2 separate regions of the Homo sapiens genome follow, and region 1 is linked to region 2. Evidence: chromatin loops called from intact Hi-C (ENCODE). Cell type or tissue: GM12878. All regions are shown on one strand.

The links. Peaks named below come from ENCODE experiments on the same cell type or tissue, not always from the same donor. Only the 100,000 strongest peaks of a DNase experiment are listed, where the experiment ranks them.
Region 1: a loop joins it to region 2, with 6 times the contacts of the local background. A loop is called at or near these places in 7 of 110 quality-filtered maps.

The regions. Positions count from the first base shown.
Region 1 is chrX:46,792,260-46,800,259 of GRCh38, reverse strand. No RefSeq gene overlaps it. Among named protein-coding and RNA genes, the nearest start is that of SLC9A7, 37 kb to the right of the region's middle. RefSeq lists enhancers at 3,377-3,426, 3,517-3,566. In GM12878, a CTCF peak has its summit at 3,476 (motif pointing right); DNase peaks (open chromatin) are centred at 3,500 and 7,619; H3K4me3 peaks cover 544 bases; H3K27ac peaks cover 1,485 bases.
Region 2 is chrX:46,681,624-46,689,623 of GRCh38, reverse strand. SLC9A7 (solute carrier family 9 member A7) reads left to right here. Exons shown (of 17, transcript NM_001257291.2): 2 at 7,089-7,288. It also overlaps the pseudogene YBX1P8. Among named protein-coding and RNA genes, the nearest start is that of SLC9A7, 73 kb to the left of the region's middle. In GM12878, a CTCF peak has its summit at 3,397 (motif pointing right); a DNase peak (open chromatin) is centred at 3,363; H3K27ac peaks cover 1,147 bases.

The DNA.
Region 1 (8,000 bases), 110 kb before region 2:
GGTGCTGCTGATGATAGTATGGTGCTTTCATAGAATTGTTGTGAGGATTAAAAGAAACAATGTATGCTAAATCAGAGTAGTTAGTAAGTGCTCAAAATCACTATTAAATAATTGACCAAAGATTAAAATGTTTTGTAATACTGAATTTGATTAACAATTGCTCTTATTTTATTAGGATTTGACAGAATTTCTTGAGATGTTTTACACGACTCAGCCTATTAGCATCTGTTTTCCCCCTGGTAGGATTGACATGTGTTAACATACCCATCGCTAGATTCCTATGGCAAGAACAAGAAGTTCACCTGACGAAGCATGGGCTGATCTACCTGGCCCCTCCACCTGAAAGAACCAAATCTATGATGACATTTATTTTATTTTATTTTATTTTATTTTATTTTATTTTATTTTATTTATTTTGAGACGGAGTTTTGCTCTTGTTGCCCAGGTGGGAGTGCAATGGCATGATCTTGGCTCACCACAACCTCCAACTCTGGGGTTCAAGTGATTCTCCTGCCTCAGCTTCCCGAATAGGTGTGACTACAGGCATGTGCCACTACACCTGGCTAATTTTCTGTATTTTTAGTAGAGATGGGGTTTCTCCATGTTGGTCAGGCTGGTCTCGAACTCCCAACCTCCGGCGATCCACCTGCCTCAGCCTCCCAAATTGCTGGGATTACAGGCATGAGCCACTGTGCCTGGCCTTATTTATTTCTTTTTGAGACAGAGTCTCACTCTGTTACCCAGAATAGAGTGCAGTGGTGCGATCTTGGCTCACTGCAGCCTCTGCCTCCTGGGTTCAAGCAATTCTCGAGGCCCAGCCTCCTGAGTAGCTGGGATTACAGGTGTGCACCACCACACCAGCCAATTTTTTTGTTGTTGTATTTTTAATAAAGATGGAGTTTCACCATGTTGGCCAGGCTGGTCTCAAACTCCTGACCTCAAATAATCTGCATGCTTTGGCCTCCCAAAGTGCTGGGATTACAGGCATGAGACATCATGCTGGCTTATGATGACATTTTCAAGGTAGCATTTATTAAAGACCTTCTCCCTTTCCCACCTTTCAAGGCAATGTCTGTAAGTTGACTCCTCGCTCATAATTTTGATGTGATTCAGAGTCTCTGTAAAGCTCTAAGGCTTCAGGCAATAGAAGTTTTATGTAATTTTTTTTTCTTTTTTTTTTTTTTTGAGACAGAGTCTCACTCTGTCACCCAGGCTGGAGTGCAGTGGCATGAACACAGCTCACTGCTGCCTCAAACTCCTGGACTCAGGGTCTCCTCTCACCTTGGCCTCCCAAAGAGCTTGGACTACAGGCACACACCACCACACCCAGCTAACTTTGTTATTTTTGGTAGAGACGGGGGTCTCGCTATGTTGCCCAGGCTGGTCTCAAACTCTTGGCCTCAAGGGATCCTTCCTCCTTGGCCTCCCAAAGAGCTGGGATTACAGGCATGAGCCACTGCACCCAGCCTCTTTTCCCAACTCTTACACTGCCCTTAAAAATAATACACTGCCATGGCCCAGCACAGTGGCTCACACCTGTAATCCCAGCACTTTGGGAGGCTGAGGCCGGTGGATTGCCTGAGCTCAGGAGTTCGAGACCAGCCTGGATAACATGGTGAAACCCCATCTCTACTAAAATACAAAAAAATTAGCTGGGTGTGGCAGCGTGCGCCTGTAGTCCCAGCTACTCAGGAGGCTGAGACAGGATAATTGCTTGAACCCAGGAGGCAGAGGTTGCAATGAGCTGAGATCACCCCACTGCACTCCAGCCTGGGCAACAGAGCAAGACTCCGTGTCAAATAATGATAATAATGATAATAATAATAATAATAATAATACAGCGCCCTGTAAAAAATATTTTCAGGCCAGATGTGGTGGCTCACACCTGTAATCTCAGCACTTTGGAAGGCCAAGGCAAGAGAATCTCTTGAGGCCAGGAGTTCAAGACCAACCTGGGCAACAAAGCAAGACTCCCTATCTCTGTACTTTTTTTTTTTTTTTTTGAGACAGAGGCTCATTCTCTTATCCAGGCTGCAGTGCAGTGGTGCAATCTCGGCTCACTGCGGCCTCCGCCTCCCGAGTTCAAGTGATTCTCTTGCCTCAGCCTCCCAAGTAGCTGGGATTACAGGCACACACCACCACGCCTGGCTAATTTTTGTATTTTTAGTAGAGACAGGGTTTTGCCATGTTGGCCAGGCTGGTCTTGAACTCCTTACTTCAGGTGATCTGCCCACCTTGGCCACCCAAAGTGCCGGGATTACAGGTGTGAGCCACCGAGCTTGGCCAAAATTTTTTTTAAAAGATAAAATAAATTAAAAAATATATATTTCCAGTGCCACTGACCTCCCCTGTTATAACGAGAGGTCATGACAGGATGGATGTCTCTTATGTACATGTGCTGGAAACAAGTTCAATGTGAAGTGAGAAGACAAAGCAGGAACCTGGGGTGGAGGGAAGGTGAAAGAAACAATAATAAATAAAGATGTAGTCAGAAATTCTTAATTTTAATGCCTTACCCTCCAATGCCCAGGCTTGGACTCTTATGCGTTTTCAGTTTTGCCCATTCACAAATTAGTTTCATCTATAAACACAAAATTGACTCTTCATTCTTAGCTCTCCTTATTTCAAAAGGGCCAAAGAATCTGTAAAGTAATTCTTGTTGTATTTCCACAGATTTTGTTTTTATGTCTGTATTAAAGTTTAAAATAACAACAATAAACAATCTTGTCTGGGGCCGGGCACAGTGGCTCACGCTTGTAATCCCAACACTTTGGGAGGCCAAGGCAGGTGGATCACTTGAGGTCAGGAGTTCAAGACCAGCCTAGCCAACATGGTGAAACCCCCTCTCTACCAAAAAATACAAAAACTTAGCCGAGCATGGTAGCGTGTGCCTGTAGTCCCAGCTACTCAGGAGGCTGAGGTGGGAGAATCGCTTGAGCCCGGGAGGTGGAGGTTGCAGTGAACTGAGATCGCACCAGTGCACTCCAGCCTGGGTGACAGAGTGAGACCCTGTCTCACACACACACACAAAAATCTTGTCTGGTTTTGAAGTGTTTTCAAAAGATTTTCGAAATATTTTACCAGTTTCAAAGAAAACTTGGTATTTAGCATTTTATGTATTATCCACAATTCAACTTATTTGAATGTAATATAATTGCTGTCAGGGAGCTAATGAGAACTGATATACATTTGACTCTTTTGTCCTTTTGCAAATTGCAGTGCCCAAATACAGAGATGTTTCTTTAGGTTTGGGCAAGTCTGGTGAGACCATCTGTGACCTGCACACAGATTTGCTAAAGGACTTTTCTTTAAAAAATAGAACAAGGTGAAAATACTGTAAAGAAAAAAAATTTAGGTAGATGAAATTCTTATCCCATGATGGATGATAGGATGGGAAAGACTAACTCCCTTCATACAGGTCTCATGAATAGGAAACAATACCCATAGCGGCATCGATGGATACAGCCAGCAGGTGGCAGCAGGGGGCCGTGCCAGAAGAATTTACTAACTTGGAAAGGCCCTAGCTAAACTGCAACATGGGCCTTTGGGCTTAGGAGACAGCATCTGTGAGTGGTTGGAAGAGGGTATGATGTGTTTCCCAGCAGAAAAAGAAACGTGAAAGGGTCTTCCAGAAGCCCAGGATTAGCATCTGGTGTCTAAAATGAAGGACCCAGGCCGGGCGCGGCAGCTCATGCCTGTATCCCTGCACTTTGGGAAGCCGAGGCAGGTGGATAGCTTGAGCCCAGGAGTTCGAGACCAGCCTGAGCAAACTGGTGAAACCTCGTCTCTACTAAAAACACAAAAATTAGCCAGGCGTGGTGACGGGCGCCTGTAATCCCAGCTACTCGGGAGGCTGAGGCAGGAGAATCACTTGAACCCAGGAGGCAGAGGTTGCAGTGAGCCGAGATCGCACCACTGCACTCCAGCCTGGGTGACAGAGCGATACTCTGTCTTTAAAATAAAATAAAATAAAAGACCCAGAGTTGGGGTTGGTTGGCAGGGAACAGGGATGGATGCAAAAGAAAGGAGGGGTGGCATAGGAGTGAAACCATCCTCAAGGCAAGGAGGAAGGCATAGGAGAAAGAAGGGAGGAGGGTCAGCCTCTGACAAACAAATGGCAGTGCAGAGTAGGAAGCAGGGTAGAAAGGGTGGGGATCATTTATTTTTGTGTGAACTGGGAGTGGCACTAATTTTAAAAAGCTCTGAGGATAAGTGGAAGCAACTGAAATGTCCATGGATGAATAAATGGATAAGCAAAATGTGGTATATACATAGAATGGAATACTATTCAGCCTTAAAAAGGAAGGGGCCGGGCGCAGTAGCTCATGCCTGTAATCCCAGCACTTTGGGAGGCCAAGGCGGGCGGATCACCTGAGGTCAGGAGTTCAAGACCAGCTTGGCCAACATGGCAAAACCTCGTCTCTACTAAAAATACAAAAATTAGCCGAGCATGGTGCCGGGTGCCTGTAATCCCAACTACTAGGGAGACTGAGGTGGGAGAATCGCTTGAACCCAGGAGGTAGAGGTTACAGTGACCCGAGATTGCGCCATTGCACTCCGGCCTGGGTGACAAGAACAAAACTCTGTCTCAAAAAAAAAAAAAAAAAAAGAAAAGAAAAGAAAAGAAAGAAAGAAAGAAAGAGAAAAAGGAAGGCAATTCGACACATGTTGCAACATGGATGAACCTTCAGGACATTGTGACAAGTGAAATAAGCCAGTCACAAAAAAAGATAAATAGTGTATGATCCCACTTATATGATGTACCTAGAGTAGTCAAATTCATAGAGACAGAAAGTAGAAGGTGGTTACCAAGAGCTGAGGGGAAGGGAAAATGGAGAGTTGGTGTTTAATGGATAATGGATATACAGTTTTAGTTGTTTTTTGTTTTCGTTTTTTTTTTGAGATGGAGTCTTGCTCTTGTTGCCCAGGCTGGAGTACAGTGGCGTGATCTCGGCTCACTGCAACCTCCACCTCCTGGGTTCAAGTGATTCTCCTATCTCAGCCTCCCGAGTAGCTGGGATTGCAGGCGCCCGCCACCACACCCAGCTAATTTTTGTATTTTTAGTAGAGACAGGGTTTTGCCACATTGGCCAGGCTGGTCTTGAACTCCTGACCTCAAGTGATCCACCTGCCTCAGCCTCCCAAAGTGCTGGAATTACAGGCATGTGCCACCGCACCTGGCCTTACAATTTTCGTTTTGCAGGATGAAAATGTTCTGGAGATTGGATGCACAACAATGTGAATATATTTATCGATACTGAACTATATCCTTATAAAGAAATGATTAGGATAGTACATGTTGGTAGGGGTGGTGGCTCAGGCCTTTAATCACAACACTTTGGGAGGCTGAGGCAGAAGGGTCACTTGAGCCCAGGAAGTCAAGACCACCCTGGACAACATAGTGAGGCGAGGTGTCTCACACCTGTAATTGCAGCACTTTGGGAGGCCGAGGTAGGTGGATCACAAGGTCAGGAGTTCGAGACCAGACAGGCCAACATAGTGAAACCCTGTTTCTACTAAAAATACAAAAATTAGCTGGGCGTGGTGGCGGGCACCTGTAGTCCCAGCTACTTGGGAGGCTGAGGCAGGAGAATCGCTTGAATCCGGGAAGCAGAGGGTTGCAATGAGCCGAGATTGCACCACTGTACTCCAGCCTGGGTGACAGAGCAAGACTCAGTCTCAAATAGAGATAATAATCATATTTTTTTTTAATTAGCCAGGCATGGTAGTGCGTGCCTGTGGTCCCAGCTACTCAGGAGGCTGAGGCAGGAGGATACCTTGAGCCCAGGAGATCAAGACTACTGTGAGTCATGATCGTGTCACTGCACTGCTGCACCTGGGTGACAGGGTGAGACCTTGTCTCAAAAAAAAAAAAAAGTACATTTTATGTTAAGTGTGTTTTACCACAAAAAAAAAAACAAAAAACTCTCCAGCCCAGCCTGACCAACATGGTGAAACCCCGTCTCTACTAAAAGTACAAAAATTAGCCAGGCGTGGTGGCGCGTGCTTGTAATCCCAGCTACTCAGGAGGCTGAGGCAGGAGAATCACTTGAACCAGGGAGGCGGAGGCTGCAGTGAGCCGAGATTGCACCACTGCACTCCAGCCTGGGTGACAGATCGAGACTCTGTCTCAAAAAAAAAAAAAAAAAGAAGAAGAATTAGATTCCATTCCAGGCAATGTGGTAGAACAGGACGCAACATCAAATTAGTATAAATAATAATAATACCTCACATTTAAATGGCACTTTACAATTTACACAGTTCTATTGTGAAATACCTTACCTTGTTAAGTTCTCCTAGCAACTAGGATGGAGTGGGGTGGGTCTCTGTGTTCAAAGTGCATAGGCTATAGGAAGGGTGATTAGGAAAGTGGAGGATGAGTGGGCTAACAAGGCATAGAGAGACAAATGCTAGAATTGATGAGTGAATACAGAAGAAATGGAATAGAAAGATGCAAAACAACCAGCTCATGATCTACCTGATTCCTCTGTTTTTCCTTGGATGTGATAGGGGGTAACCATACTCTTGTGTATTCAAATGTTTCCTACTGTTTCTAGGCCCCGTTTTTCATAAGCTCTGTTCCAAGAAGCAGTACTGCTTCCTAGTCAAAGGTGCCCCAGTGTTCAAAGTTTGGCCCTACCCCTTCCTGATTACATGATCTTGCGCAGGTTACTATCTCTCGGCTTTAGTTCTCTATGTGATAATAATAGTTCCTGCCACCTCTAAGCCTTCAATACATATTTTCTCCATTTCATTTTCTCAGCCCTGTAACCTCAGGATCAAATGCTGCCTACTGACTGAAGTGACAAAGAATACCTTTTTGAGGTTTTTCTTCTTTCAACTTGTCCTACCATAGTATTATCGGGAAGATCCCCCAATATCATCCCCCAATATCATTAAGTAGGAAGAGAAATTGTTTGCAATATATAGGTTTCATGTTAAGTAAAAATTGTTGACGTCAAGGGTTTAGAAGAAAACAGTTTGACTGGAGTCAAAAGTCACTTTTCTTCTAAGTCACTTTTCAGAGGTGAGATGGAAACCTTGAGGTATGTTTCTGGCAAGTGATCTCCAACAATTTCTCTAAAGTATCTGATTAGAATAAGTAGGGAGACATTATAGGTAATAAGGTAGATATTTTCCTTAATCCAACCCCTAGAATTTAAACCATATTGAGCACCAGGAAAATTTCGCTCTGCAATTTCCCGAGGCATTTTACTTGTTACATTGGGTACATTATGACCTGTTGAAGATGGTGGTTTTCAGTTCCTTCCATTTAATGAGTCTTTACATTCTAATTAAAACCGAAAGTGGAATTCCTCACTTCTTCTGTTTGTTAATGATATAAATTATCTTAGCTGCTATGAAAATAAAAGGACTTCCTTCATTTGGATTGCTCAAACACTGATATTCACGCTCACTTGGAGGTATCTGGAAACATTATCTAAATGAGATTATTTTATCCAGAGAGAAAATTCTTAGCTTTAAAAGCTATTTAACTAAGATGGCTTGATATATTTTATGACTAACGCAACTGGGCCAACCTGTATCTTATGTTTAGTCAATGCAAAATGAAACAAAAATCCAGTGCCAACCAGATTAAATTGCAAAACATGCACACAGTATTTTGGATCAGGAACTAAACTTGTGTGGTTAATGACTAATTTCCTACATCCTCTGAGGCATCTACATGCTTGGATTTTTTTAGAATGGCTGGGCTTCATTTGTCACAAACTTGCCTCTTGAAGCAAAGCACACAGTAGACCTCCAAAAACTAGGCTTTAAATCTAGAAATTCTACTTTTTAATTCTTCCAAAGGAAGAATTTCTTTGAGTCATTTCCAGGTCCCTGCAGAGCCAAAAGACACACAGAACATATTCTATAAGCGTGCACAGGCTGTCCAGAGCATTTATCATTGCTCATAGTAAGCTTTGTATCCTGCGTGTTCTGGCTACCTAATTGCTTGGTAATAAATTACCCCAAAACTTCGAGGCTTACAATAA
Region 2 (8,000 bases):
ACAAAAAAAAAAAGAACTGAAAAAAAAAAAAGGCATAATTACTTTGAGAAATGGCTTGCAGTTTCTCATAAAGTTAAAGATATGCTGCACATATGACCGAGCAGTCCCACTCTGGGTATTTACCTTAGAGAAATGAAAACATGTTCATATAAAAACTTGTTCATGGGTGTTCATGGCAGCTTTATTTGTGCCAGCCAAAAGCTGGAAAGAAGCCAGATATCCCTCAGTAGGTGAGTGTTTATACAATGGAATACAACTTAGCAGTAAAATGAGATGAAGTGTTAATTCACACAATACTTGGATGAACCTCAAAGGTGTTACGCTGAGTGAGAGAAGCCAGTCTCAAAAGGTTACATACTGCATGGTTCCATGTATTTAACCTTGCAAAGACAAAACTGTATTAATGGAAAAAACAAAACAAAACAAAACAAAACAAAAAGCAGTGGTTGCTGGGGTTAATATGTAGGATGAAGGTATCAGTGTGAAGAGATAGTACAAGAGAGTTTTGGGGGAGTGGTAGAACTATTTGGTATCCTTGTTGCAGTGGTGCTTACATGAATCTATATGTGTGTTAAAATTCATAGAACTGTACACCAAAAGAAAAAATAATTCATTGTATAACAATAAAGCAAAAAAAAAATTTTAAGACAACATCAGAGAAATTTTAAAAAAGAAAGGAAAAATATAGGTCATAGATTTGGGGAAAATATTTTCAAATTGTATTTTCAATAAGGGACTTCTATCCAGAAAACAAAAAGTTTGGGTTTTTTTTTTACCATTCAATAAGAGAACCTGAGTTAAAATATGGCAAGAGATTTGAATGACGAGACATTTCACCAAAGAAGATATACAATGGCCTATAAGCACATAAAAAGATGCTCAGCATCTTTAGGCATTAGGGAAATGCACATTAAAACTACAATGAGATACCTCTGAACATTCTCTAAAACAGGTATGATCATAAGACAATAACAAGTGCTGCTGTGCCTGTAAACAAACTATAACTCTTTTTTTTTTTTTTTTTTTGAGGCGGAGTTTCGCTCTTGTTGCCCAGGCTAGAGTGCAATGGCACGATCTTGGCTCACCGTAACCTCCACCTCCCAGGTTCAAGCGATTCTCCTGCCTCAGCCTCCTGAGTAGCTAGGATTACAGGCATGTGCCACAACGTCCAGCTAATTTTGTATTTTTAGTAGAGATGGGGTTTCTCCATGTTGGTCAGGCTGGTCTCGAGCTCCTGATCTCAGGTGATCTGCCCGCCTCGGCCTCCCAAAGTGCTGGGATTACAGGTGTGAGCCACTGCGCCCGGCCAACAAACTGTAACTCTCATGTGTTGCTGGCGAGAATGTAAAACAATACATTTTTCCCAATGTAGTTTGGCAGTTTCTAAAATATTAAACATAGATTTATCATATGACACAGCAGTTCCACTCCTAGGTATCTACTCTAGGGAAATGAAAACATGTCCACAGACTTGTATGCAAATGTTCATAGCAGCGTTATTCACATTAACAAAAAAGGGAAACAACTCAAATATTTATTGATTAGTTAATGGACAAATAAAATATGATACACTGGTACAGTGGAATACTATTTGGCAATAAAAAGGAATGAAGTACTGATACATGCCTCCAACATAGATAAACCTTGAAAACATACTAAGTGAAAGAAGCCAGACACAAGAGGCTACATATTGTATGACACCATTTATATTAAAAGTCCAGAAACGGCAAATCTATAGTACAGAAGGTAGATTAGTAGTTGCCTGGGAATTGGAGTAGGAAGCAGGAAGTGACTGCAGATGGAAATGTTTCAAAATCAGATTGCAGTGATGATTGTGCAACTCTGTGAATATACTAAAAATCATTGAATAGTATACTCTAAAATGGGTGAATCTTATGGTATGTAAATTGTACCTTAATAAAATTGCTTTTTAGTTTCACCACATATTCAAAACAAGGAACAAAAATATTTTGAATGAATTCTCCTTGAAACTAATATATCAACGAATAACACAGCTGCATAAGTAGCAGAACAAGTAGAACAAGGTATTGAAAGGGCTGTAATATTCACTCTCAAAATCCAAGTCATGTAAATTACCCCCAAACCTGAAAAGTCATTGTCAACTGCTGGAATCCATTGGATTCTCTTTATTCATTGAATTAGAAATAGTTATCACCATCTTCAAACACTGTGTAACTGGATGCAAAATGAGATACTTTCTTTTCTTGGAATTTCAGATGAAGCTTTAAAACTCATAACAACCCCTACTGTGCTGTAAAAAACTCCACAGTGGTGGCCACACTGATCAGGTGATCACCTACCCTCAGTACCTTACATAAGAAAAAATGAGGTCTCACTAAAGAACAGTGCACCCACGTACCTGTTCTCCTCCGTAACAAAGGCTTATTAACATAGACATTTAAATATTGTAGCTGATGGATGGCTGTCTAGAATTAAACCTCACCATGTCCACTTGTTCAGCTCTCCTCCCAACAGCCTCAGCCACAAAAGGAAAACTGGCACCAGACCAATGGGAGCTGGTTTCTTTAATGAACCCGTGGGATTTTTAAACCACACGTTGCTCTCATGATTATATTCCTTCATCATACTACCAAGTTTTGGATAAGCACATACATAAACTATATATATGCAAGTACAGTTGTGAAGTGAGTTTTTTTCCTATCCACAAGTTGAAACAGTCTCGAATTTTTGCCCCTTTGGAGTTTACCATCTTGTTTTAAGCCACATCAAATGTCAAAGGAATTTCATCCATATTTGCTTTCTGTAAAAGTTCAAAACAATTCTTTCATTAGTAATGTACCTACGAAATCAGTGATTGTCTCTTTATCAGCTGACATTTTATGTGCTATTTTCCCTGGCCCAAACACACAGTAGGTTATTTCTCTTTGTGATCTAGAACACTAGGCTGTTAATCTGGTCAAATCATTAGTGCTTCTGTTGCTCTCCATCATTTTTTATGAATACTGAACTTTCTGAAGCTTTCAAAAAAAAATCTAGTGCATGTTTTAATTCCTTGTAGCTATGACCACTTCACAGTTCCCTGTCAGGATGTCTCCGAGATCCAGCAGATGAAAATATGCTGTTCATGTTTTCTCCAAGTCTTTATCATTTTCTCACCTAATTACCTTCCTGCAGTTCTAATATCCTATTCTTTCTTCAACTGGAAAACGCCAAATATGAACTTAATATCATGCCATGGAATATAGTGGTAATAAATATGAATCTAAAATGTCTGGGGAGGTACCCAAACTCTACCTTGAGTTAGTGGTGTACCCTGTGGCTTGGTATATTTTTGGTCAAAACTGTCAGGATGGTGTTAACCTTACATCTCTGCTGTGGTGTTTTGTGTTGCCATATTTTAACCACAAGGGGGCAGCATCACCACCTTCGCTGTCTCCCTTCCATCTTTAATATGAGCGCATTGGGCCCAGGGTAGAGAAGAAAAGGTTTTACAACTTTAAAAAGCAATATTCGTCATCTGGTGATGATTGTAAATATGATAGTGATGATTACTGGAAGAGAGTTGAAGAATGTTTCCTCTAATTGAGGAATTTGTCTACAAATATAAACCCTCTCTTGTTAGAGTAGTATTCATGAGGACCTTTGCTAGTATGCTTCAGTCTTTCCATTAGCTCTGCTAATAATGAGGTTAGAAAAGTCAAGAAACAATGAGTTACATGAAGCAGGTTCTGATTTTTAGGAGAAAGATAGTCTGTAAATGACTTGTTTTGGCTTCCTGATGACAATTTAAGTTAAATCATGTTCCAAATAGCTGCCTCCAGATGCTGCAGATCATCCTGTATTATGATGAGTGTTGAAGGGCTAGAGTCGTCTTTGCCATGTAAAACTTCGTCAGAAAATAACTGTCTAACCAGGGAGTGAAATAAGACTAAAAAGCATCACAGAGTTCCATCTAGAGTGGAGAGAGAGCCCCCCAGAGCCCTGAACAGCTCCACTGCCACCAATCTCATTACCATCACACCTGCAAAGGGGCCACTGCTGCCACAGCTGGCCCCAGTCACCATTACTGTGACCGCAAACATGAGCAGTGAGGCTGAGACACTTGGCATGACACCATGGGCAGAGGCAGAGGGAGTGGCAGCCTGCAAACAGGACAAGAAGGTTATCCCAGTGAAAGTTTGGGAACAGTAAGATGGTTCAGTGTAAGAAATATATATGGTTTCGTCCACAGGAATGACACTGGGTGAGATGTATTTGTATGCCAGATTGTCATAAAGAAGAATAACCCCCAGGAAACACCCTGGCAGTACAGGGGATGGAGAAGCTGTGGAGTTCGATGTTGAAGGAGAAAACGGTACACAGGCAGCAAAGATTGCAGGCCCTGGTGGAGTTCCAGTGCCAGGCAGTACAGATGCAGTAGACTGAAGCCATTATAGATGTTATCTGCATCATGGGGGTCTTCCACACGGTCACCAGCACAATTACCAGAACAATGAGAGTGGGGAAAAGAAGGATTGGAGAGTTCCCTTAAACGTCAGGCCTTACAGCACACAGAAGATGCCTCCTCCCTTGCAGAGACCCTATGATTCTTGACCAGAGTGTTCTAACCCTCCTGTGCAGAGACAAGTGATGGAGGGTGGTGACAACCAGGGTGAAGGAGAAGAGGTAGGTCAGTGAGACAGATTACGTATTGGGGTTACAGACCACGAATCTCCAGGGCCCCTCCTCACCTAGAACAGTAATGAACACCCAAGGCCAGCAGCCATGTCATTGTAGGCACCCCCCAACTTCAGTTACCAGCACAGACACCCAGAAAACCCTGAACCACAAGATGGCAAAGAGACTGACAGCTAGGAAGTCCGTTGCCAAGGCTGAGCAGAGCAGGACAGAGTAAATGCCAGCCAACCATTTCTAGTGTCATCTGGTTTGTCATCCTACAGGAATAAATGAATATAAATTCCAGCAATAAGACCTGAACAAAAGATTGGTTCTGAAGACCTTAAGTGACTGCTTTTGGCCCATTTACCAGACAGCTAGCACTATCTGAGTTATGGAGCTTTCATTACTTTTCCCTACAGACATCTCTTTTTGGTAATGATAAATATGTTTTTTTAAATATGTTTTTTAAAAGGTCTGGGGCCAGGCATGGTGGCTCACGCCTGTAATCCCAGCACTTTGGGAGGCCGAGGTGGGTGGATCACCAGAGGTCAATAGTTCGAGACCAGCCTAGCCAACATGGTGAAACCCCGTCTCTACTAAAAATACAAAAATTAGCTGGGTGTGATAGCGCATGCCTGTAGTCCCAGCTACTCGGGAGGCTGAGGCAGGAGAATTGCTTGAACCTGGGAGGCGGAGGTTGCAGCAAGCCGAGATTGCACCACTGCACTCCAGCCTGGGTGACAAAGTGAGACTCTGTCTCAAAAAACAAATAAAATAAAATAAAAGGTCTGGTTTTTCTTATATGCCTTTAAAGGTTTTCAAATTGTTTCGTATCTGGTCAGATTGAGATTATTAAGAAACTCATTTTTAAGTTGTAAAAAAAATCAAGTTGTTTTATTACAAGTCAACAAACTGCAAGTATCTGTTAATATGGGTCTATAATAATTATAATAACACAACACAGATGCAGATTTTGGCTCAAAGAACTATATTTTTCTAGATTTTATATTTTATTTGCTATTCAACAATGTCTTGTGAGTTCTTATATATCTTGGTGATAAGAGACATTATAGAACATTACACATGGAAGACAGTAAACATCGTTCTTTTTCTCAGCAACTTTCTCCATTAATGGCAAAATGAGATGAGGAAGCAAATATATCATTCTGTCTTTTAATATTGCCAGCAAAGAACTGAATTTAGAGAGAAGTCTGAAATTTTCCTTCTAGAGAATTATAGAAAGTGTCTGATAGTGATTTATGGCTGGTTTTTTGTTTTTGTTTTTTAATCTTTCACTCACTTTTACTTGGGCATGTCTGACTCGTGTTCAGGTCCAGGGAGCCACACTCCTTCCTTATTCACAGAATTGAATGCTTATACATGATCTTGCTGTTTTTATTTTTCCTAATGGGAGAGCCCTACTAAGAAGGGTATGAGACTTACATACTTGTAGCTGATGATCTTAGCCATCTCATAGCTACAGCCCCAAGAAGCCAGCTCTCCAGCCCCTGAATCCTGACTCCTCAAATGTACACTGCAGTGTTTCACTTCCCAAGGGGTGTAATTACCTTCTCCATGATACCAGTGTTTCAAATGACCTAAGCAAAAGAATTTCTTTTTTCTCCCCTTTCCTCTGATGTGTGGCAAAGCAAGTTACATTTATAGCAACTGGAAATTCCAGTGGGCTGGTCCTTGCTGGCACATGGCAACAGGACTGGCTTGAGGGATGCTGCTGAGTGAAATGAAAGAGCTCAGCAGTTCTGCTTTGTGCTGTCCTGGCCAGAAAAATCTTTGCTGCTTGTCATCCCATCTTCCTCCACTAGAAGCCTGAGAAATGAGACATGCTCAGGTGTTAAAAGTGGTCACAGGGCTGGCTGGATGTGGTGGCTCACACCTGTAATCCCAGCACTTTGGGAAGCTGAAGCCAGCAGATCACTTGAGGTCAGGAGTTCGAGACCAGCCTGGCCAACATAGTGAAACCTTGTCTCTACTAAAAATACAAAAAAAAAAAAAAAAAAAAAATTAGCCGGGTGTAGTGGTGGGTGCCTGTAGTCCCAGCTACTTGGGAGGCTGAGGCAGGAGAATTGCTTGAACCTGGGAAGCGGAGGTTGCAGTGAGCCCAGATCACGCCACTGCACTCCAGCCTGGGTGAGAGAGCGAGACTCCACTCAAAAAACAAAAAAGTGCTCACAGTGTCATAATACCACTGAAGGTACTGTCCCACCTTGTCCTCCTGGTGGCCGAGCAACTTAAATCGGACCAGAATAGATGGATGCTTAACCCTTTCAATCCTGAAGGCCCATGCAGTTTCTCCTAAAATACATACCCCATGCCCAGTTTCTAAGATTACTGCTGCATTTCTTAGTTGTTGAAAGTCAACTATGCCATTATTTCCACACTTTCTCTATCCTTCCTCAGGCCTGATGAGTTTTTTTCCACTCTTTCAGGGCTCATCGTTGGGGTGATCCTGAGGTATGGTACCCCTGCTACCAGTGGCCGTGACAAATCACTCAGCTGCACTCAGGAAGACAGGGCCTTCAGTACCTTATTAGTGAATGTCAGCGGAAAGTTCTTCGAATACACTCTGAAAGGAGAAATCAGTCCTGGCAAGATCAACAGCGTAGAGCAGAATGATATGCTACGGAAGGTGAGCTGGGGACACTCAGCCATCCTTGTCCTGACATGGTTGTTGATTCCCTGACTTGTCTTGACCTTGTGGAGAGAAATCCTTCCAAACTCCTGGATTATCCGTAACATTCCTGGCTCTCTGTTTTGTTACAAAGCTTTTTGGTCCATGATGAGGAGAAGGAAGAACCAGATCTTCAACTTGAGCCTTTCAGCTGGTGACCTTTGTGGGTCTGTTAGCATCTGTAGCTGAAATGGGCCACTGATTGTGCAATGGATTTGTACGTCCCCACTCAGCTCATTTATCCAGCCACCATCTCCTCTTTGCTATGTCTCTTATCCTTCCTGTGGTTTAGGGATGATATTGCTACTTTCTTAAAATAAGATTGATTTCACTTTTAGCTTAATTTATTCAGTATTCAGAAGGGTAATTCTTAGTTCTTCGTGGTTCTTTTGCTATATCCTACAAATATTTGAGTGCTTACTCTTATCAGTGATTGATGCCAGAGGCTTAATGAATCTTCAGGGGAAGAAGAAGATCTTGTTGTCTTAGAATTTGAGTCCAAGCATTTTCATTTAATGTTGGGGTAGCAACATAGTCCACATGAAAAAGCATTATACATCTTGCATGGGTAATTTCCAGGATAAGCAAGAGATCTGTATTAATTGATGTATACTCCATTACCTTATAGACCAGGGTTTATCAGAAGGAAGCCTTCTGTATAGCGGTCTTG